Regions from separate parts of the Mus musculus genome. Here regions 1 and 2 are each linked to region 3. The links are chromatin loops, found by intact Hi-C in ENCODE. Cell type or tissue: heart. All regions are shown on one strand.

Region 1 (8,000 bases), 92 kb after region 3:
CCTCAAATTTACTATCACTGAGGGTGACCTTGAACTTCTGATTCTCCTGCGTGCCGGATGTAGCGATAACAGGCCGGAACCACTAGTTTTATGCATTGCTGGGGATCGAACCTAGGACTTAATGTATACTAGGGAAGCACTCTACCCACTGAGCTACATACAGCCCAGCAGAGGAGTACAGGAACCCACAGTCCCCAAGCACGACACAGCACTTTAGTGATGTTGATCGTGCCTGCTGAAGGTTAAGCCCCCTAATCACAGATGGAGAAACCCAGGCTCAGAGAAAATACGCCCCCCTAGATCATTCATTCCGGAAGTGGACTTGCTAGGATTGAGGCTAGACGCTGTGACCCAAAGTCCTTTGAAATTCCAACCTCCCAGGATATCCCCATTGTACAAGCTCAGGGGTGGCACCAGGGTCCAGACAGCGCAGGGCGCAGTGGGAATCAGCAATAAGGACTCTCTCGGGGAACTTTTCACATTGAAAATCTGTTCCCTAGCGGCCACGGGTGATGTATGGCTGGAGCTGATGAGAAACGTGCGGTGGAATGGAGACCGGCGGCGCGGGCGGCCCACGCGGGGGCAGCGCGGCATTGAGATTCCGCAGGGCGCGGGGGGCGGCGCAGGCCCTGACACGGGCCGGGTAATTGATCTGGAGGTGCCAATTTGCAGCAACTAAATATTTGGTTTCTGCTTCTGCCTGCTCCTCGCTCTGCTCAAACAAACTTCAATTAAAAGCGATAAGCAAGCGTGGGGAGGCAGCGCGCCCGGGTCCCCACGGCCGGATCGATGGCACCGAGCCTGCGGGCTGCCGAGCGCCTAGCGGCGGGCGGTAGGCACCTCCTTATGAGGGCAGGATCGGCGCCCTCTTTCGGATCGCCGAGCACTGGGCGCACGGCCCGGGAGAGGCTGCGCCAGAGGGGGCACCTCAGAGAGCCCAGAAGCACCAAACCATGGTCACAAACAGAACCAGCCCAGACACCTCCGCCCCGATGTCTGAGCTTGCACACTACAACTGAGGCCTTGGAAGAAGGGCTCCCTGGGCGCTGACCCTGCTCTCCGGATGCATCTCAGCAGAGTAACTTTGAAGATGACCTCAATTGTGTTCTCTCTGCATCTTCTTCCAGAATCCCAGGTTCCTATTCCCTGCCCACGGCTGCCCATCTGTCTACCACTGAGTGGGCCAAAGAGCTGCAGGTGAAGCCTTTAATCCCAGCACTCGGGATGCAGAGGTAGGCAGCTCCCTCTGAGTTTGAGGCCAGCCTAGTGTACAGAGTGAGTTCCAGGACAGCCAGGGCCACACCAGTGAAATCCACGCCAGGCCCGCACCGAAGGAGAGCAGAAGAGAGGTTTTGGAATTGGAAGGCGAAGCATCTGGGGGTGGGGGTGGGGGTGGGGGTGGGGGTGGGGGTGGGGGTGGGGTAGCTATAACTTGGAGAAAGGGATGGATCACTTGTCACAGTACTTCTGGGGTTCCAGATAAACAGCCACAATGGCCGTTCACTGAGGACTGGGGCCCATAGACTAGTTTCTGCCCCTCAAGTACTGCTCAGTACTTTGTGGGGAATGCCCCATGACAGAAAAGGGGAGCTCTTCATCGGGGACTGGGAGATGGAGGCAGAGGCTCTGTGGTATGGGCTACTGAAGGGTGGCTGAAGACATTTCTGGGGGGAACTAGGGGAGGGAGGGATGGAGGGAGGGAGGGAGGGAGGGAGGGAATGGGGTTGGCAGAGGGGCATCCAAGTGAGCTCAGATCTTGGCAGACAGAGTGGAGGCCACTTGGTGTCCTTTCCCAGGAGCCTGAGGTGGGACCCCTGGCAGGAGGGTTGGGGAGGTGAGGAGGACCCCCGCCTCCCACACTTCCATGGTCCACCTTTTAGACTGAAAGGCTGGCTACATTTTTTTTTTAATCCATTAGCCAAGTCAGGGTATTCTAATATTCGAAGCCTCCCCTATTCTCCTATGCTGGGGCTGTCTGTGGAATTGCAGGTTTGTAGGCCCTCAGAGTTTTGTAGGGTCCCGAGTGCCACCCCGTCCTATTCTCCAGTTCTCTCTGGAGCAGATGGGTCTTATCTGTGGCTCTCCATCTTCCTCATCTCCAGGCAAAAGCCCTGAAGCACAATACTTCGCCTCAGGAATCATCCCCGTGGGCCTTTAGCCTCTGTGTTTCTCTATGGCTTGGGGCACCAATCTCCCCGCAAAAAAAGCTGGATCCAGACAGAGCTCTGCGTGAGGCTGAGGAAGGACCTGCGGCTGAGGACCCGCAGCTGGTGTCCTCAAGAGACTTCCCACCCACCCCCTTCCTGTGCTTCCTGCTCAGGGGTATGTGTGTGTGAGAGAGTGGGGATCGGCTGCAGGCTCCCTGCCTTCAGCCGGAAGCCCCTTCCCTGCCCGCACGTCCATCGGAAGCCTGCTCTCGCTCCGTCCCCCAGCCCCCCTTCCCGGAGGGCTGAGCTGTGGTGGAGCTAAATGATTCCCTGTAATTGGCCGGCAATCCAGCCGCCCGACTTGTTCTATCGACATGCTGGTTAGCTGGAAATTGTATTGGAATCTGAGTGATGGGGAAGGGAGGGGGTGGAGAGCAAGGAGAGGCGGCTCTGGGTCCCAGCTGGGTGCAGCTTCAGACAACAGCCGCATCCTCCCTTCCCTGAGGGGAGCAGGACACCACATCTCATTACCTTCACTCGGCCTCTCTGGCCATCTTCAAGGGCCTCTCCTGGCCATCCATGCAACCCCCCCTCGCCTGCAGTCATTTCTGCCGCCCAGTCCTGGAGATCGAGTGCCTTTGTGAAACAAGGGCCCCTGGGGAAAGACACTATCCTCCTGTCCAGTTACTCCCAAGCTTTCTCTTGCCCTGCCCCTTGTCCCATAGGATAGAGAAGTCATCTGAAGAGTTGTCAGTTAGGGCAGATAAAGGTGTCAGTACATCATCGTTGGGAATCCAGAATGGTGCTCACAGCACTGGGTTGCACCTGCCTCCACCCACCTCTGAAACCCGTGTAAATTCTGCCCCTACATCACCCACACCGTTTGCAGAACTGGGAAGATTTGAAGATGATACAGGCTGTGCTTTGGTCAAGTGCAAACCCATGATTAACCTTGGGCAAGTTGGACCAGGAGAGGGAAGCAGCTTTAGGGGCTGCCTGCATCCTTCAACGCTTGCCAAGAAGCAGGTGAGTGTGTGCACACAGCATCCTCCTGCTCCTCTTAGGGTGGTTGAAGCCCAAGCTAGGAACTGTGGCCCAGGGACAGGAGGAAGAGACAGACAGAGGCAAGATCTGGCTGGGCAACTCAATGGTGTCTAACCTCGTAATCTTGCTTTAGCTTCTCTAAGGCTGGGATTCCCAGCACGCACTTCTGCTCCGAGACTCCCATCTGAGACTTTTTGTTTTGTTTTGTTTTGTTTTGTTTTGTTTTTTTGTTTTTTCAAGACAGGGCTTCTCTGTATAACCTTGGCTGTCCTGGAACTCACTTTGTAGACCAGGCTGGCCTCGAACTCAGAAATCCACCTGCCCCTGCCTCCCAAATGCTGGGATTAAAGGCGTGGGCCCGGCGAGACTTTTTAATTGTTGCTCAGGATCAGAGAGGCTCTGAGGCAGTCTACTGTCCTGGGGGTGGGGGTGGGGGGTAAAGTTAAGGGCTCCGGCTTGGGCCCAGATCCAGGCTTGAGTGAGTGCTGCCACCTGCTGGCCACAGGGGAGGACACCTGCTCTGGAGAGGCACAGGTCCAGTGAGCCAGCCATTCCCCAAAGCCACCTTAGCCAGTGGTCAGGAGGGCAGCTGAGGTGTGGCCAGGGCCAGCACACAGCTACACTAGCTTCTGCACACCTTCCAGACCAGTCTGCTCTCACGCTCTGCATCATCTTAGATGCAGTTTAGAGAGGGGCTGAGGAAGTTCCTGCTTGAATTCCAAGGTTTTGCAAAGGTTTTTACTGTCCTCAACTTATCATGCAGAAACCAAAGGTAAGGAGACAGAGCTGGACCCCAGACCTGGGTCTCTGGCTCCTCCTGAGAGGGGACTCAAAGTCTGCAGTTCCGAGTCTGCACTCTCCTAACCAAATCCCTTGGTGGTCTGCTGTACACGCAGTGTCCCGCACTCCACAGGATTCCAGGATGGGTCTCTCAGTTACAGGGCACCGCTGGGGTTCACAACTCTGCTCTGCCAGGTTTCTGCTCGACCCCACCCACCCGAGGGAGCAGGCCACTGTGACACTCTGTGAGTGACAGCTCTTCACTGACCGTCCCAGCCCTTTTTTGTTGCTTGGAAATGTGCGGGGAGCTAATGAGCTGCTCTCCGAGGCTTAGGCAGCTCTGTGAAAGGGGCATTAAGAATGGCCACTGCTGCCTTCACATTAGTCACACTCATTTTTGGCCTTAATAGGCTGCTGCGAACAAGATCTACACATCAGCAGGTCTGTAGACGCCGGCCGGGAAGGCTGATGTCTGCACCGGTCTAATTGGGTTGGGGAAGAAAAAAAGCAGACCTGTGGCGAGTGTATGTGATCTCCCCACGGCTCCACCGACTTCCCAGAGGTGCACAGGTCTGACTAGAGTCCTATGCTTAGGCCCCCTCAGTGTGAACAAAGGCCAAGTGGAATTCAGTGGACATTTTAGAGCAATTCCATTTATTGAGCACCTGTGGGGCAGGCTGTGGTACACTAGAGTGGAGATGAATCGGCCCTGCCATCTAGAGGCGTACAGTCTGGGAGAACCCAACCAGGTTACGCGTTATTCTCTCGTGGATTTGGATGAGACAGGAAGGTGATCTCTATAGCACCTAACTCAGTCTGGGGCTGCTGGAGCCTGACCTGGGGCAGCCAGGGGTAAGATACTGCAGGGCAGGGAGCATGTGGGGAAGGCACAGAGGTAGGAGAGCTTGGGGCCTGGGGAATGCCGAGAGCACGGGGTGGTGGCTAGCTGTGAGGAAAGCTCCATCAGAAGCTGGACTGCTCCAAAGGGCTCTGCTCGACCCAGCCACGGCACGCCCAGGAGGAGAACCACACTGCACACAGGAGAGCTCTATTTGAAGGAGGCCTTCAGTCTGGAAGGATTTGCTGTGGTCCACTAGACAGCTTGTGGCCATGATGCGGCAGATGCTCTGGAAAGGTTCAAGCCCAAGACACTTTTGGCTACACAGTCGTAACCATAGGGAGAGCCGCAGAGCCTGCTAACCGCTGGTTTCCTGCCACCATGGATGTTGTTCTGCAGTGGTAGTTAGGAATGGTAGGGCTCGGGTGGGGTGGGGTGTCGGTGTGTGTGTGTGGGGCGCGGGGGGTAGTGGGCTTCTTTTGCTGAGTCCCAGACTGGTTACACTCCAAAGCCGCCCCACCGCAGGGGCCAGTCTCAGAGTCAAGAGAGTTGTAGTGTTGTGGACATGGTACCTAACTCAGGCCTCCAAGGAGAAGGAAGCCTAAGGCTTGCTGCCTGGGTGTACCCAGCTAGGGGGAAGGGAGGAGGTAACGGGTGAGCAGGTAGAGGAGACTGGCGATGCCTGCGAGGCCCGTCAGGAACCCAAGCCGCAGCGGCAGATACTCCATGGAGCGTTCCAGCTTGGCGTGCAGGAGGATGGCCTGGCGTCTGGTGAGGCTCCACTCGCCCGAGTTGTCCAGAACGTGATTGGCCATGCGGGCCTTGTCCTTCAGGGGCAGCTGGGCGTTGATCCTCGCCTCTGCATCCTCCCGGTTCAGGTTGTTCCGCTTCATCAGCCGCGCCAGCTGTGTATCACGGTCACTGAGGGCAGAGCAAACGTGACCATGGATCCCAGCCTCCCTCTCCAGGGCAAGATTCAGCAGTGGGCAGCTAGGTCTGGCCCAATTTGGAACAGAGGCCAAGGCAGCACCTTCCCTTAGGAGACTCCCTCTCTTGTAGCCACACAGAACGGTGACAAGTCCTATACAGCAGGGCCCCTCGTCCTATCAACCAGTAGACCTCTGACAAGAGCAGGAGAGAGGGCTGTAGCCCTTGTTCTCCACGATCTAGGCCTTTCTGCCTGCCAATCAGCCTGAGTTTTCCTTGGGACAATTTTTACCATTCCAGGCCTTTATTTGCAACCAGAGAAAACAGAAGAGAGCCAGACATGAGAGGAGCCTTCTCTATGAAAGCCAACCTCACTACAGAGGACGCAAGCTTTAAATGCCACACGTCTATGGCTGGGGAGCCTGAAGGAGAATGGAGACGGCTGTCAGCTGCTTGGAAGTACACCCACCCTCCCAAAAGTGTGGTGCAGAACAGAGAGGCCCGGGCTTCGGGCTGTGACGGTGACACTTGATTCTGTTATGGCTGTGTTTTCCTTTACTCCTCCCCTGTCTTCTCAGAAGCATCACAGATCACACAGGTCCAGTCTCTGTAGGAAGAACTCCAGGCGGCCTCACAAGGTATAGCTCCTCCTGGTGACTAGCAAGCAGTCTAACATTCCTCTTCCGTCCCTACATACAGTTTTTTAAGAGCTTTGTTTTCTGAGCGTTTTTGCCTACATGTATGTAAGGGCATCAGGTGTGTGCTTGGAAGCCAAAAGGAGTCAGATTCCCCGGGGCTGGAGTTAAGGATGTAGTGAGTTACCATGTGGAGGCTGGGTCCTCTGAACAGCAAGTGCTCTTAAATGCTAAGCGATCCCTCCAGTCCCCTAACTTTGTTATTAAGGCACAGAAAATCCGAGGACTTCACAGGGCCCTCCTGGGCTCAGCTGGTATCCTCTACAACAGAATAAAGAACCCAGACAGGGCAGGGATATAGCTTAGCTTTCAGAGCACTTGCTAACATATGCAAAGCTCTGGGTTCTATAGTCATAGCCACTAAAAACAAGACGAGCCAGGGAGACTGAAGTTTACACAGGGAAGCCCAGCCCTGGGGAGGACCTGATAGGATGTCTGCATCCCAGTACCAGGCTCGGGGGATTCAGGCTGAGCTGAGACACCTGAGGTGAGGGTAAGGCAGCCCTCAGGCACGAGCGAGCCTTTCCGTGTACGAGGAGCCTCCCACACACCAACCCCTTGAGAACCACCTTGTGCTGAAAATGCCTGCAGACCCAAGGCCCACCTATGTGTCTGCCACACTTGTGGATGACATCTGGGAAGTCTCTGGAAAGCAGACACGCCCTGCAGCCTCATCCACTCTCACCCGAAGGGACTGTGTGACTCATTTCTCTGGCAGCTTGATTCTCCTGTTTGCCAAACCTGAATTCTGATTTTCTTCCTGTCCTGGGGGAATCTGAGAATGAAGCTCCTTCCTCGGGTGGCTTCTGACAGCTGCCTCCACAGCTCTGTTCTGGGTGCTACCAATGGATGATCTTCAACAAAGTTTCCAACTGCCTCCACTTCCATGTTACCTCTCTAAGTCACCAGTGCCCCTGCCATGAGTACTTCACGCTAAAGAAGTTGTTTGAAAATATGTGACACCCCGGGCAGTGGTGGCGCACGCCTTTAATCCCAGCACTCGGGAGGCAGAGGCAGGCGGATTTCTGAGTTCGAGGCCAGCCTGGTCTACAAAGTGAGTTCCAGGACAGCCAGGGCTACACAGAGAAACCCTGTCTTGAAAAACCAAAAAATTAAAAATTAAAAAAAAAAAAGAAGAAGAAAATATGTGACCTGCTCTAGGAGGAAGAAGGGAGCCAGTGAGTAACAGGGTGGCCAGAAGCAAACCCAGGCAGCCCAACTGAAATGTCTCCAACAGCCAGCAGGGAGAACCCTTCCCAAACACCACAGAAGCCTGGGCCGCTCTTACTCACACCCACCCCAGGTGCGTCAGGACCAGATACAAAGGCTGGTGTCTGTAGGCTTGCTTGGGCAACACTACCCCAACCCACTTAGTGCTTTGGCCACCCCCTGAGAAAGGTGTACAGGGATGTTTTCCAGGTACACCTTACTCTAAGGTCCTTCCCGGCCCCCATGCGCCAGGCTCCGCTTCACACTCACCAGTACACTACCACTGTGTGCTTCATATACTTGAGCAGCTTCTTGGTCTCAAACAGGAGGGGGATGTCCAGAATCACGTATCGGTAGCCT
Region 2 (8,000 bases), 250 kb after region 3:
TATGTATGTATGTATGTATGTATGTATGTAGGTGTGTATGTAGAACTTTTTTTTTTGATTGATTGATGGTTGATATGGGAGGACCTTGCCCACCTTAGTTGGTTGCACATCTTTAATCTTAGAACTCGGGAGGCAATGACAGGGGGATCTCTAAGTTCCTCTAAGTTCAAGGCCAGCCTGGTCTACAGAGCAAGTTCCAGGACATTCAGAACTACTTAGAGAGACCCCCATCTTCAAAAAATGAGAAGGAGGAAGAAGAGGAGGGGAAGGAGGAGGAGGAGGAGGAGCCAAGCTGAATAAGCCACGAGGAGCAAGCTGGTAAGCAGCATTCCTCCAGGGTTCCTACCTCTGCCTCTGTGCCTGCTTAAGTGCCAGCCTCATAACGTCCCTCAGTGACTGAATAAACTTCTTCCTCCCCAAGTTGCTTTTGGTCATGGTCTATCACAGCAAACAAACAAAAAAACTAACAACAAAAAATAAAAATAAACTCGAAAAAAAAACCCAACAACAAACTAGAACACCTTTTTTTTTTTTTTTTTTTTTTTTTTTTTTGAGATAGGGTCTTACACTGTGACCTTGGACCACTCTAAGTTGGCTGGCCTGAGAGTTTCAGAGATCTTCATGTCTCTGTGCCAGGCAGTCCTAGGATTACAGGTTCTAGCTACTGTTAGGCTTTTAGAATGAGTGCTGGGGACCTGGACTCAAGGCCTCATGCATTTACAGCGAGTGCTTTACAAAGTTATGTTTCTAGCGACTTTAAAAGTCTTTTTAAACTTGTAGCCTTTTTTTTTTATCATTTACATTCTTATTTTGTGTGTGTGGGTATTTTACCTGTGTGTATGTCATTTATGGTGCTTGTGGAGGCCAAAAGAGGGAATCAGATCTCCTGGAACCAGAGTTATAGATGGTGATGAGCCACCCTCTAGGTGCTGGGAATCAAACCCAGGTTCTCTGAAAGAGCAGCCAGTGCTCTTAACCACTAAGGCATCTCTCCAGCCACACTTGTAACCACCTTTTACTACCACCCTTCATTTATGAAGCATTCCAGAGAGTTCTCCATGTTTTCTTTCACCTGTGCATCTTTGGGCCTGCTTAAGGGGGTGGGTCCCCACTTCACAGATGGGGAGACTGGGTTTCAGAGAACTGGATGAGCTTGCATAGAGACCCATGAAGAATAACTTGGTATACAAGCAACAAGTGACAATATTCAGCCCTTGCTAGAAGGCAGTCAGTACAGGTTGTGTGCCCTTCTTACCATTTGATCTCTATGGATGATCTGTAAGGGAAAAGGTTGAAGCCACCATAGTGGCTCTGCCTGTAATCTCAGCACTTTAGAGGCAGACACAGGAGGGTAAAGAAATCAAGCTCGCCTTTAGTAATTGGCTATGTGGTGAGTTCAAGGCCGGCCTTGGCCACACAACTAAAAGAAGAGGAAGAAGTTGAAACATGAGTACCCAAGGCCAAATGGTTAGTAAGAGAGATCCCAGCAGGCCAAGCAGTGGGTCAGTATCCCTCACTGGACAACTCAGTATAGTGACAACACACCTTTCTTGTCCCTCTGCTTTTCGACAGCAAGTCAGGCCTGCCTGTTTGTGGCTTCAGCAGAAGGTCCCGTCTGCCTCTGGTTGGGTGCTCAGATTGTACCCCAGGGCTTTGAGTGGTGCTAGGCCTTCAGGCCCTGTATAGGAGTGGTATACACTTGTACCCACTGAGCCATCTCTGGAGCCCTGGTCTGGAACCCTTGATCCTCCTCATCCATCCTTCTGAGACAGCAGCTAGGCCCAGCTATGGCCTGGACACTCAGTCCACAGTGTGGCAGTGTTGGGAGGTGGGACCCAGTGAGGGTTAGTCAGACCCGTGGGGCTCAGAATGCAGGGCTCTTGTAACCTATCATCAGTGGGAGTGGGGTTTCAAGGGAGTTTGAATGGGCTAAATTAGTTACGAGCTAGTCAGGGAATGAGCCAAACTGATGACATAGGCGTTAAATAATTTTTTAAAAGAGAAAAAGAAAAATGGCTTTTTATTTTATTTTATTTTATTTATTTTTTTTTTTTTTGGTTTTTTTGAGACAGGGTTTCTCAGTGTAGCCCTGGCTGTCCTGGAACTCACTCTGTAGACCAGGCTGGCCTCAAACTCAGAAATCCGCCTGCCTCTGTCTCCCAAGTGCTGGGATTAAAGGCGTGCACCACCACGCCCGGCCCCTCTTCAGCCTCCTGAGTGCTGTGTTTATGGGTACACGTCACCAAGCCAGGTTGTAACAGGATTCTTTGGTCTCTTCATGGGACAGAAACAGAGGTTCTCTGAGGCACAAGCTGATGAAAAGGGATGTATCGCAGGTTTATATGCTGCAAGAGACCCAGCGAGCCAGCTTCAGCACGCCGTCTTCGTAGGTAGACACACCACTACTTATAAGCACATTTTGTCTGCTACCGGGCCCCACGGGAGCAATGCAGCCTCTGAGAGAAGCATCACTCAAAACCCACTGAGCATACCCAGCTCTGATGGGGGCTTAGAGGAAAGCACACCAGCGCTGCCTGAGCCGCAGGCGGAGAGGGAGCCGCAGGCGGAGAGGGAGCCGCAGGCTAGGCATGCCAAATGTTTCATAGGCTTTGAAGGTGGTTATGAAGAAGAGAAACAGGTCTTCCTTCTGCGGCGCCTGATGACTTGGCCGAACCTCAATCGGGGTGAGTAGGTGGAGGGCTGTGAACATGGCCTCAGCCGGAGGAAGCCATGGAAAGCCTACCACAGCACAACCGTCCGAGGAGAAGATGTCACCCTCGCTGGCAGGCATGAAGGTGGGTTCTGCATTGGGTAACCCGAGGAAGGAAGAAGTGTAACTGTACTGAACTCGGACGGACATTGTCACAATGAACTTCCAGAGCACCCAAGCAGAGTTTCTGCATCTCGTCCTCTGATCACCAGCAGCTTCCCTACCAGCTAGGCTGAGATCAGTGAAACAGTTCCTCCTTTGCCCATTTGTCGGTCTAATAATTAAAATAAGTCTATTTATAGCCAGGCATGGTGGCGCATGCCTTTAATACCAGCACTTGGGAGGCAGAGGCAGGCAGATTTCTGAGTTTGTTATTGTTGTTTTGGTTGTTTTAAACAGTGTCTCACTGTATAGCCCAAGCTGGCTTGGAACTCCCAGTATAGACCAGGCTGGCCTCTCGAATTCACAGGAATGCCCTCTGCCTCTCCAGTGTTAGTATTAAAGGTGCGTGTTATGGTGTTTTGAGACAGGATCCCATTGTGTGGGCCCAGGCTTTCCCTGAACACGACCCCACTGTGTTGGTGCTGGCACAATAGACACAAGCTCTAGCTTTATTAACTTAATTTCCTCCTCCTCCTCCTCCTCCTTCTTCTAATTTTATTTAGTTTTTATTTATATGAATTCAGACACACCAGAATAGGGCATTGGATCCCATTACAGATGGTTGTGAGCCACCATGTGGTTGTTGGGAATTGAACTCAGGACCTCTGGAAGAGCAGTCAGTTCTCTTACCCGCTGAACCATCTCTCCAGCCCTTATTTCTTGTTCTAAATGGTTCCTACCACTATGTTCATTTTGCTTTTCTGAATACTTGATATTTGTGTGATTAGTCTATTTTGTAATTAAAGGAATTTAGCCAGATGTGGTGCTATAGGCGTGTAATCCCAGCTACTTGAAGGCTGAAGCAGAAGGATCTCAAACTCAAGGTTTGTTAGAACAAAAAGGGCCATATGTGTGTGTGTCTTGGGAGATGGCTCAGTGGGTCAAGCATTTCCCATATATGTATGAAGGTCGCAGCTCAGGATTTCCAGAATCCACATAAAAAGCTTAGAGGGTATGGAGGTCTACCTGTAATCCTAGCATATAGAAGGCAGAGGGAACAGGGAGCTGGCTAGCAAGGCTGGCTGGAACAGTCAGCTCCAAGTTCAGGGAGGGACCCTGCCTCAATATAGAAGAGGCAATGTAAGTGAAGAGACACTGATGTCAATCTCAGGCTCCCACAAACACACACACACACACACACACACACACACACACACACACGCCATGTGCACACAAAATTCTAAATGCAGAGTGGGTTTTATTGTAACAGGAAAGAAGGTACTGAAATTTTCGAATAGTTGGCTTACTTCATTTTTAAATGTGTGTGTGTGTGTGTGTGTGCCTGTGTATGTGTGTGTGTGTATTATGTATTAGAGACTAAATGGTCAATCTTAGGTATCATTCAAGACCATTCACCTCTTTTTCTTTTTCCCTCTTTTTATTTTTTTGGTTTTTCGAGACAGGGTTTCTCTGTGTAGCCCTGGCTGTCCTGGAACTCACTCTGTAGACCAGGCTGGCCTCGAACTCAGAAATCCTCCTGCCTCTGCCTCCCAAGTGCTGGGATTAAAGGCGTGTGCCACCACCGCCTGGCTCTAGTCTGCTCTCTTAATTGTGGCTGGCATAGTCTTGAACTTGTGATTCTCTTGTCTCTATTGCCCTAGAGCTGGGATTACAGACAAATGCCACCAGACCTGGCTCTGTCTGCTATGTGAGCAAACTTGTTTCACACTGGGGTTAAAGCTAGGGCTTTAATTACCCTATAACCTCTGTGTGTGGGGGTATGCTGGTATGGGGGTGTGGTGTACATGGTGGTCAGAGGGTAATATTATCTATATTTCTCAGCTACTCTCTACCTTGTTACTTTTTAAATTTTGATTTTAAAAGTATTTTAATTTTATATGTATATATGTGTGTGTGTGTGTATGTATGGGTAATTTGCCTACTTATATGTCTGTACATCATGTGTGTGCCTGGTGCCTGAGAAAGACAAAGAGGGCATCAGATCCCCTTTAACAGGAATTGTAAGGGTTGCAGACATTCGGGAATCACCTTATGGGTGCCACGTGGGTTTCAACCCAGGTCCTCTGGAAGAGCAATCTGTGTTCTGCCATTTTTTGACATTGTCTGTCTGTCTGTCTGTCTTTCTGTCTATCTATCCATCCATCTATCCAGATAATATGTGTGTGTATATATGTATATTTGAGGGGGGAGTTGTTTCTGTGTATAGCCCAGGCTGTCCTGGAACTCACTTTGTAGACCAGGCTGGCCTCGAACTCAGAAATCTGCCTGCCTCTGCCTCCCAAGTGCTGGGATTAAAAGTGTATGCTACTATGGCCAGCTTTATTTATTTTTAAGTTGTATTTTATTTTAATTTTGAGTGTGTGCCTGTGTGTGTCTGTGTGCATTTGTATGTGAGTGTTGTGTGCACACATGGGAACCAGAGGAGGGCATTGAGTGTCCTGCTCCATCTCTCTGCAGAATTCCTCAGAGACAGAGTCTCTCAAGAGTCACTGATCCTCCTGACTCTGCCTCCCCCCAGCCTAGGGTTCCCAGTGCATGTGACCACACCAGCTTCTTCTGTGGTGTCTGTGGATTTGAACTCATGTCCTCATGCTTATGTACCAGGTACCCTCCATCTCTTCAGCTGAGAGACAGTGTCTCTCATGAAACCTGGAGCTCACTTATTCAGATGGCCAAGAAGTCTTAGGCATCTTCCTGTCTCTACCTCTTGAGTTCTGAAATTATAGGGACAGGCCACTGTACAAGACTTTTGTTGTTGTTGATGTTGTCTGTGTGGGTTTTTTGTTTGTTTGTTTTGTTTCTGTTGTTGTTGCTGTTGTTTGTTTGTTTTGTTTTGTTTTTGTTGTTGTTTTTCAAGACAGGGTTTCTCTGTATATCCCTGGCTGTCCTGGAACTCACTTTGTAGACCAGGCTGGCCTCAAACTCAGAAATATGCCTGCCTCTGCCTCCCAAGTGCTGGGATTAAAGGCATGCGCCACCACGCCCGGCCTGTTGTTGTTGTTTTTCCAGACAGGGTTTCTTTGTGTAACCCTGGCTGTCCTGGAGCTCACTCTATAGACCAGGCTGGCCTCAAACTCAGAGATCCACTTGCCTCTGCCTCCCAAGTGCTGGGATTGAAGGAGTTCACCACCAACACCTGGCACACCAGGCTTTTTTTTTAATGTGAGTATTGGGGATTGGGTTCGGAGCCTCGTGCTTTCCAGGCACAAGAGAAAGAAATAAACTTCAGTATAAATAACTCGTAAGTCACCTGTAGAACTTGATGACTCTAAACACTGTGTCACCATACCTAAGGAAGAAATAGCGTCAGCACCCAGACCATTCCAAGCATGCCCTGCATTCCTGGGTCCCAAAGACCCTGCATTCAGATCCCTGCCTTAGATTAGTTGGCTGTTTTGGAACTTTCTATGAAAGTAAACAAGGTATTCCCATCTCTTACGGCTTCCTTTCCTTCCCTGTTGTTTGTAACATTTTTTCCTTGTTATGAATAGCGATGGTCTACTCAGTTCTATATTCTATATACTATATACTATATACTACATACTCTATTGTATGACTGTGCTAAAGCACAATTGCTTGAACATGATAAATGGCCCAGTGGGTAAAGGCTGCCAAGTCCTGTGACCCGAGTTTGAACCCTAGACCCTCATGGTCAAAGGAGAGAACCAAATCCCACAAGTTGTCCTCTGACCTCCACACATGGGCTGCTATGCACGTGCACACACACGCACACACACACACACCCATGCACACACACGCACACACACACACACCCATACACACACATACAAACACACACACATATACACACATACATACACACATACATACACACACACACATACACACATACATATACACACACACATACACACATACAATGAATACATTAAGTATGTTAAAAAATAATAATGTGGTCCTGGAGTGGTAGGTAGGGAACATCTTTAACCCTAATGCTTGGGAGGCAGAGGCAGGTACATTTCTTGAGTTCTTAGCCTGCCTGGTTTACATAGTGAGTTCCAGACCAGTAAGGCTACAGAGAGACACTGTCTCAAAACCAAACAAACAATTTAAGGCTGGGGCTGGATATGCCGGTTCTTGCTGGCTGGGCTTGTTAAGATGTACAGCTGTGAATATTCCTCTTCTCCTGGTTCTCATGGCTACCTTATATCTAGCAGTTGAATTTTGGGTTATCCTGTCTCTGCAGACATATTTTCAACTCTAAGAGAAACTGCCCCAGAGCCCCCATCCTCACTAGCTGAGTAGGAGAATTCTGCTTCTCAGCCTATCCAAAAGTAATGCTCTCTGTTTTTCTTTTCTTTCTAAAAAATTATTTATTCGTAGTGTTTTCATGAGTCTATGTATACCATGTTTGTGCCGGAACCCTCAGAGGCCAGAGGGTGTTAGATTCCTTGGAGTTAAAGGGAGCTGTGGACTGCCTGGCATGGGTGCTGGAAGCCCAGTGCGGTTCTGGAAGAGCAGTTAAGGGCTGAATCATCTCTCCAGGCCCCTCCCCCCGCTTTCGAGAGCCTCACTATGGTAGTGGTTATTATCTTTGGCTGGCCTGTAACTTAGAGACCCTCTTACCTCTGCTTCTTGAGTGCTAGGACTAAAGGCCTGGACTACCATGCCAGTCAACATTTAATTAATTAATCAATTAATTAGACAGAATCTCTTGTATCTCAGGTTGGTCTTGAACTTGCTATGTAGCTAAGAAAGACTTTACATTTTTGATTTTCCTTCTTCCTTGTTCCACATGCTGGCAGTACAGACATGTGATCCACCGTAGTATGGTATACGTGCCACCATGCCCAGTATATGCAATGGTGGGGCTCAAACCCAGGGCTTTCTGCGTGCTAGGCAAGCACTCTAATCCCTTGTTACATCTCCAGCTCCAGACATTGTTAGTTTCCTTCTAGTTGTCATTGCTTCCTCCTGTGTTTATTATTTTGGCACTGTGATAAATACACAAGAAAAACAACTTCAAGGGCAGAAATGACTTATTTTGGCTCACAGTTTCAGAGAGACCTCAGTCCATCATTCTTAGCTCTGTTGACTCTGGGTCTGTGGGAAGCAGGACGTTGTGGTGGTGGTGAGTGGTGGGGGTAGGCGGGCGCTGTTTACCTCACAGTGGGCAGGAAGCAGAAATGGAGGCAGAAACAGGATC
Region 3 (8,000 bases):
GGGATCAACCTATATTACAGTTTCCTGTGACCCCCATTCTCAACAGAGTCCTCTCCCCTGAATCTCTCCAACTCTATCTTCTCATTCCTGGAGTTCAGGAGTGGAGGGCTAAGGTTGGAGCCCTCTCTGTGACTCCAGGGTCAACTTGAGCCTCTGGCTGTGTGTTTAGAGTGCACGGCAGAAGGTATGCACGCAGATCCTAATAGGGTAAGACAGCAGGCTTCATTCCTGAGCCCCTCTGTGGCCTCTTATCCAGCCTAGTGGGCCATTTCTCCCTGATCCAGCTTCTCGTTGCCCCCCACCCCCCACCCCGAGCCTGGCCCCTGGCAGCCCCTGACAGAGTAGTTTTGAATGAGTTGGCTGTGCATGCTGGAGTCTTTCTTTCTGTAACACCCCGTCTTCCTGGGTACCCCTCATTCTCTCAGGAGATTTACCCCCTTTAAATTCCTACACACCAGGCCTCTGAGGGATATGTAGGTCCGGGAAACCAAACCCCACCCTCACCAATGGCGGGGAGGAGGCTGTTGCTGCTTGAGACTTCAGGCCCATCTATCTCTTCCACTCAGGTCCCTCTCCCAGGCGCCTTAGCCATCTGTGTCCTTGGGCTTCTGGAACACAGACAGCTCTGCTCCCCCCAACCCCTGCCTTCCTCTGCCCATGCTTGGGCTTCTGGTGTCTACTCCAGGGTACTCGCTGAATAGAGCCTTGTTCTCTGCCGCCAGTGAGGCATATGGCAAGGGCAGCCCCGTGGGCTGCTTTTATCCCAGGATGCCAGGATGTCAGCCCCGGGTGCAGTACAAGCTCCCAGCTCAATAGACTTCTCGGAAAGCATCGAAGGAGGCCTGGAGCACAGCGGGAAGCAGGCTGCGTGCCCACCCCTGACCATTATGTCTATGCCAAGGTGAGTCACTCGTGGGCACAAAAGGAGGTCCTGGGGGCTGACCAGCTCAGCACTGCCAGGTCTTCAGCTTACAGACAAGGCCTGGCTGCTTGCCCCCTCCCAGCGCTCAAGCCAGTTAAGACCCCTGAGTTCCTGTCATAGCAACAGCCTATACTCCATACCAGCGACATGGTATTTGTTTGAGCTTACAGTGGGCTGCTTGCTGAGGTTCTCCTAATGAGTCCCACCATAGGGAAGGGAAGAGCCCCTTAGGCTCCAGCCACATCTTCCCCAATCCTGAATAATGGCATAGTGAGGGAGATCTTGAGAGAGGTTGCCAGTGACCTTTAGACTGGACCTCATCATGTCCCCCTGTAGTTCATATGTGGATCAAGCAGGTATGGAATTCACAGAAAGCCAACTACCCTTTGGGGATTAAAGATTTGTGAGACCACCTTCTGCCTCTGGTGACTTTTCATACTTCTATAAGTTGGGAAGGTAAAGAGTAGGGGACTTTAAAGGAAGAGCCTTACTAGAGATTAGCCTTTAACTCAGGACACATCTCACAGAATAGGAGTGGCCCATCTTTCCAGGTATAAACAGAGTGGTTCTGAAGGAAAAAGATATGACGAGGGTAGGAAAGGTTTGTCAGCAACGCTGGAGAATCCCTCCTGTGTTAGTCAGGGTTCTCTAGTCACAGAATTTATGGAACGCCTCTATAGATTAAGGGACTTTATTGTGATGATGTACAGTCTGTAGTCCAACTAACCCAACAATGAGCAGCTGTGGATGGGAAGACCAAGGATCTAGTAGTTGCTCAGTCCCACCCACGAGGCTAGTTGTTTCAGCTGGTCTTCTGTAGAAGTAGGTTCCAACAGATGTGCTGGCACACCTGGATCTAGGACTTGCTTCGTCCCAGGCTGACCTTGAACTCAGAGATCTCCTTGCCGAGTCTTCTGGGATTAAAGGCATGTACTACCTTGCTTGGGTCTAAGCTTTTCATGGCCACTATGCCTCAAGATCTCCATGCCAAGATCCGGGTCAGAAACTGTGTCTTCCAGCCTTAAGCTCTGGATCACAGGTGTGCTCTCCAATTCTGGATTGTAGTTCATTCCAGACATAGTCAAATTGACAATCAGGAATAGCCACCACACCTCCTGTGTATGTAAGTTTGTTTCATTACCAGCCAAGGAGTTCTCCAGCGACTGTCCTACAAGCCCCTCCCTGGGATCCTGATGTAGGCCCAAGTCTCGTTTTAACCCCACTAGTCTTTCAGATCTTTGCTATGCTCTTTCAAAGGGTCTTTGTGCATAGAGACAAAAGAAAGACATTTCTGGTTGCAGTTGATGTACAAACTTTCATTATTAGTATTTTTATTACCCATTCACTGTAGAGAAACCAGAAAACACATATAAGCAATATAAATATTTAATTAGCCATACTTTTGCCACATGGAGATAAACATGGCCAGATTTTTCTATACAAATAAATACATTTTTTTCAAAACAAGCCCAGACTGCACCAATTATTTTGTAATTTGCTTTTCTTTCAACAATATGTTGTGAACATCTTTCTAAATCAATAAACATTTACCTCTATCATCGTTTTAACAGCTGTATTGCTTTCCACTCTCTGCTTTCATTTAACTAAGCTTACTGTTGCACAGCCAACAATTGTAAGCCTCTAACCAAGTCCCTAGCCCACGGCTCGCCATACCCATGTGTATCTGCCCCAGACAGGGACTTGGTAGGAAAACAGGCAGGCCTTCTGCCCTCCCCGTCACGGCTGGCGTTCCCATCCTCCTAGCCAGGCTCATGCCTCATCCTCTGGCTTCCCATTTTTCAACTTTCCCAAGCAGAACTCTCCAACACCAAAGCCTCAGGCCAAACTCCAGCAGACTTTTAGACTCCATGGCAGGGTGCTGTCAACCAAGGAGACAGATGCTTGGATACCTCACTACCGAGCCCACAGCCAAGCTGAGCTCAGCTTCAAGCCAGAGTGGGGATAAGATGGCCTCCTTGTGTCCCTCTTCGTGTACTAGAGTCTGAAAGATGATCGTTCACCTACCAGGCAAAGGGTCAACGCCTCCTGGGACAATCCCACTTCCGGTCTCAGCTCATAGGCACAGTTCCTGATGGTTCCCACAGACGCCAGTCCCACAAGTGGCCATGTAATTGGACTGTCACCTGTTGTACCTGCTTGTACACTCGCCCTGCCCAGTTTCAGTGCAGCGTGGTGGTGGGAATCAAGACTGGCTGAGGCTGAAGGAGGGGAATTGAGGTCTAGGGCCACTAGATGGCAGTGCTGAGCTGGTGGAAGAAACAGGGTTTCCTTCCTAGTGGTTTTTCCAAGGTATCCCTCGGCTGGTCATTCTGTTTTGTTTTTTGTTTTCCCTCAGCTGTGGCAGTGCCCTCTTGAGGAGAAAGCAACACTTTGGTTCTTTGGAGGCTGTGACGTTTTAGATGACACTATCTCTGATTCTCCATTTCCCTATCTGTGAAATGAGGACTCCAAGAACATAGTGAGGATTGTTAGTGAGAGAGACTCACAGCAGGCACCGATGACAAGCCACTGCGTCCATGCCAATAACGCCTCCTCCTATTTACCATATTTCAGTGTTTCTATGATGGGTTGGCCAGGAGGGGCAGGAACTTGAGTGAAGGCTGCCAAGTCCTACTGCCTCCTTGGGAGTATGTGAGACCCTTCCAAGGAAGACCACATGGGCGTGTGGCTACAACACTGGGTAAAGAGAGTGGGAGTCAATGCCATTTCCTCCTAGACCTCTGTTGGTGGCTTCAGGTCCTACAGGGGACTTAGGTGGGTTCTTGTTATTTCTTTGTTGTTACTGTTGGTTTGTGAGACAGACTTATATACCCCAGGCTGGCCTTAGACTTGCTATGCATGTAGTTAAGGATGACTGTGAACTTGTGATCCTCCTGCCTCCACCTCTTGGGTGCTGGGATTCCTTGTGTGCACCACCATGCCTGCTTTACTCGATGCTGGGGCTCAAACCTAAGGTAACGGCCGTGCCTGTTAGAAAGGACTGTCTACAACCACAGCCCAGCTCCACGTTTTCTTCAAACTGTGTGGAGTCTGAAGTAGATGTTGCTCCCCTCTAACCCACTTTCTTGCCCTCCTAGTCTCCCAGTGGGTAACTGTTCTCGCTTGCCTTCCCTAGACTTGAGGTTCTCAACTTCATAGGATTCCAGAAACTTTTGGTGTGTTAATAACTTTCATGCTTGGGTGCCCTGTGCAGTTCTGCCTGAGTCCTCCCGGGAAGATGAGCTGAGTCTTCCCCTACAGGTGGGGATTTCCTGATGCTAGTATCTTGTCATCCCCTTCAGATCAGGGTCTATTCCACCCAGATCAAGATGCCACAATAGGACTAGCTTCTTCTTTTTTTTTAAAAAAAAATTATCTATTATTATATCTATGTACACTGTAGCTACCTTCAGATGCACCAGAAAAGGGCATCAGATCTCATTACGGATGGTTGTGAGCCACAATGTAGTTGCTGGGATTTGAACTCAGGACCTTCAGAAGAGCAGTCGGTGCTCTTAACCACTGAGCCATCTCTCCAGCTTCTCACCCATGCAAGTATAAGGGCTGTCTCTGTCTTCACTTGGAGAGGACCTCCTGCCTCAGAGCAGGGACCATTCACTCTCCCACCTATAGCCTGTGCCCCAGACAGGTTCTGCTGACTAGAAATCAGCTTCCGTAGCTGCAGAATAATCCTAGACTGGACTCCAGAATCCTTTCTTCTTCCTCCTTGGGGCGCCGCCTCTTTCCCTTGGTGGTGTCATCAGCTCATTTACTTCCACGGGTCCTGGGGCCAGGCAGCTGTGGCAGGGTTAATAAGCTCAGGCCCTTTCTCTCTCGCCTTTCACAGCCCCAGCCAGACCCACTCCAGCTTGTCCTTTACCTCCTGGTCTCTTACCCTGAGATCTACTTTTTAATTGCTTTCCCAGTCTGCTTTGCGCCTTCTCCCCACATTGCCTCCCCCTGCCTTGGGTACCTCAGGGAGGGTGATGGGCAGGGACCAGATGTGGCCCTGATGGGAGAAAAGGGCTGATAACCACCATTTCCAGCCTAGCAGCCCTCCAAGTAGATAGGATGAACCAATGGATGGGGCTGTGCCTAGCAGAGGAGAGCCTTGAGGCTTAATTGAAAACTACTGCTCTACCAGAGGACCCAAGTTCAATTCCCAGCACCCTCGTGTCAGCTCACAACTATCTGTAATTCCTGTTCCAGGGGATCTGACATACTCACATAGACATACATACAGTCAAAACACCAACACACATGAAATAAAAACAAATAATCAGAAAACACAGTTCTCAGACTCCTCGGGGTAAATCTGGTCTCTTCCTCCCTCAACATTTATCCCCAGCTGTCCTGTATTCCTCTTCACAGAACTATGGCAAGCCAGCATGGCAGGACATGCCTTTGGCCAGAGGATCACTTTGAGTTCCAGGCCAGCTTGGTCTACATAATGAGTTCCAAGACAGACAGCACTCCATAGACAGATCCTGTCTCAAGGAAACAAGCAAGCAAGCACACAAATACAAAAAAAGTATGAAAGTCCAGACCACATGATTCTATCTGGTACCAGGAACCCTCAAGCAGAGGCCAGAGCCATGAGAGCATTGCAGGAAGACTCTGGAAACAGGTGAGTGGGACTCCAGGACAGAACTCATGAATTAACTGCCAAGGAGAGTCCCCAGGTTGGAAATCTGGGAAGCGGAAGGCTACATGCAGGAGAAACTCAGAAGGTAGATTTTGCTGTTTATTTCAGCACAGGGATAGATGCCAGCCCTTCTTCTACCACAGAGATCTTCATCTCTTGGTCAGAAGCCTGATTTAATGAACTGGGTAGAAATGTATACTCCCACGGCAGGTCCAGATTTGAGCCCCGGTGTGAGCAAGTGGGTGGCTATAGGGGATGTGTGGAGTGACAGAATTTCTAAACTCACAGGAGCAGGGCCGGGATGGTGCAGGGAGAGGTGGGTCTATGGTGGACAGGGAGGCATTGATTACCATGTCTTGTGGATGACTCTATGAAAGAACAATCCAATCTCAGAGTCTCACCGCTCATGCAAGTCAGACGGAAGCTGGATATCAGCTTGCCACCCTCCTGCAGTCCCAACTGCCTATGGCATGCAGGACACCACACGGCAAGCTCTCAGCCTGACCTCCTGTGATTGAGGGCAGGAGATGCGTATGCTTAGTCCCCATCAGCCCAGAGTCTTTGTACAATTTTATGGGTCCCCCGAGAGCACACTTTGTACCACGGAGCCACAAATGTTTGCCAAGTGAATGGCTAGCTGCTGAACATCCTTGTCAAGAGTGACCTCTCCCACTGTCAGGCTGCCCCCAGCCTGGGCAAACTCTGCCTCATGCAAGAAACTTATTGTACAGAATATGCCCTCCTAACCCTGGTTTCTGGTTGCCTTGCCCCAAGCCGACTGCCTCTGCACCCAAAGGGTGGTAGCGATGACCAGAAGGGGTAATGTATGTGAAGACCCCAGGAAATGGAGAAGTTATTCCATCGGAATCTAGCCATCACTCAGCAAGGCCTCCTGAAGGGAAAGCGCTGTGCCAAGCTGCCATGGGATACAGATGTGCATCTGTGATGGCTTCGAGGGAGCTGTGGTACACAGGGGAGCAAACTCATTAAGACTAATTGGAGAGGCGGGAACCCTGTGCCTGAGAGAGAGAAATGATGTCTGTTCACTTCAAAAAAGGAAGCCGTCCTGTTATGTAAAAATCAGAATGTGTGCTGGAGGTGGTCCATTTTGTCTCTTATCCATCTCGCTGGGGCAGCATGCGCTCTGGGATGCTGGCTGGGAGTGGCAGCAGAGATGCTTATCAACCTGCTTTTCCTCCCTGTCCCAACACAGGACAGAACTGAGCAGGAGGGGCCCAGGCAGGCAGAGGGTGACTGCTCCCCAGAACAGCAGGAACTCCTGAGGCTGGCAGCATTATTTACACACTACTCACACATGTGCTAAATACCCTTAAAATGTTGGTTTTCAGGAGCAAGTTCAACACAAGCTCCTGTAATTTTGTTTACACTATTAATTCACTCAGCCAACCATGTCTTCACGGGGAGAACAGAGATAACCATGTTGAATTGCTGTGCGAGCCAGTGAGTGGGAAGGAATGTGGAGGGAGGGGAGGCGCAGGCTGCATGGCCTCTGGCTAGGATTCACTGGGAGCCTTACTTCAAATTTTGGTACTACCCAAAAGGCCATTCCTGACAGCACGATGAGCGACCCCTACGGTTATAGCATGAGCATCCAAATGAGATTTCTTTTAAATCTACCCGGGGTGCGGGGATCCTGAAATGAGGAAAATCTTTTGTGTGCAGACAACATTTATGCCATTGTGTGTGTGTGTGTGTGTGTGTGTGTGTGTGTGATCAGAGGACAACTGTGGAGTGAGCTCTGGGATTGAACTCAGGTTGTCAGGCCTGCAAAACCAGAGCCTTTACCTGCCTACCCATCTCCCAGGCCCAGGAAGAGGACAGTTACTGGAGTGAGGAGCCCAGCACAGTCCCAGACCAAAAGGCTGTAGGAGGCCAGGCAGGTGTTGTTTTCTGGATTTTTAGGATGCAAGCATGCTAAGCAAGCACCCTACCACTGGGCTACAGGCTAGGTGTTCCCTGATGATTCCTTTCACCTTAGATAGCAAAAGTTGGCTTCTAATTCCTGATCCTCTTGCTTCAGCTTCAACACGTGCTGAGCTCACAGGCGTGTGCCACCACACCCAGCTTCAGCTTCAAGTCTTCAAGGTAAGAAAGAAAAATCAGCACTAACTTTCCAGAGTGTAGAAGGAAGAAGACACCAAAGACAGAGATGTTTATTATTACAGCCAAAATATATATATATATATATATATATATATAGGCATACACCTATGTGTATACATATAAATACAATACATGTGAATGTGGAGAAGCCAAAGATGAGAAGGATGCCTAACTACCGACACAACCAGCTAGCATTTAGACCTAAGGCTCTATCCTCACAGTCCCCTCTCTCCTTACATTCTGAATGTATGCTGTGTTTAGCACCAGGAGAGCTAAGCCGGCATTTGTCAGCAACCCTCTTGTCCTCAT

Evidence for each region. A loop is a pair of places that touch in the nucleus more often than their neighbours do. Peaks named below come from ENCODE experiments on the same cell type or tissue, not always from the same donor. Only the 100,000 strongest peaks of a DNase experiment are listed, where the experiment ranks them.
Region 1: a loop joins it to region 3, with 5 times the contacts of the local background. A loop is called at or near these places in 35 of 42 quality-filtered maps.
Region 2: it touches region 3 in a loop (8-fold over the local background); 5 of 42 quality-filtered maps call a loop at or near these places.

The regions. Positions count from the first base shown.
Region 1 is chr11:102,989,443-102,997,442 of GRCm38, forward strand. Dcakd (dephospho-CoA kinase domain containing) reads right to left here. Exons shown (of 5, transcript NM_026551.3): 4 at 7,911-7,998; 5 at 4,614-5,730. The coding sequence ends at 5,439. It overlaps Gm34620 (a long non-coding RNA gene), which reads left to right and starts at 505. Exons shown (of 4, transcript XR_389059.4): 1 at 505-1,232; 2 at 2,103-2,322; 3 at 3,037-3,173; 4 at 6,037-8,000. In heart, CTCF peaks have their summits at 847, 3,706 (motif pointing left) and 7,676 (motif pointing right); DNase peaks (open chromatin) are centred at 1,039, 3,689, 7,119 and 7,749; H3K4me3 peaks cover 2,044 bases; H3K27ac peaks cover 1,850 bases; H3K27me3 peaks cover 2,955 bases.
Region 2 is chr11:103,148,550-103,156,549 of GRCm38, forward strand. No RefSeq gene overlaps it. Among named protein-coding and RNA genes, the nearest start is that of Gm51919, 18 kb to the right of the region's middle. In heart, no CTCF peak of the experiment used is centred here; no DNase peak of the experiment used is centred here.
Region 3 is chr11:102,897,820-102,905,819 of GRCm38, forward strand. It overlaps Kif18b (kinesin family member 18B), which reads right to left. Exons shown (of 16, transcript NM_197959.2): 16 at 7,699-8,000. It overlaps Gm34560 (a long non-coding RNA gene), which reads left to right. Exons shown (of 3, transcript XR_880232.3): 1 at 1-901; 2 at 5,294-5,549; 3 at 6,342-6,657. Gm39395 (a long non-coding RNA gene) reads right to left here and starts at 4,282. Exons shown (of 2, transcript XR_880234.3): 1 at 2,948-4,282; 2 at 2,218-2,267. In heart, a CTCF peak has its summit at 3,177 (motif pointing right); a DNase peak (open chromatin) is centred at 3,172; H3K27ac peaks cover 400 bases; H3K27me3 peaks cover 1,342 bases.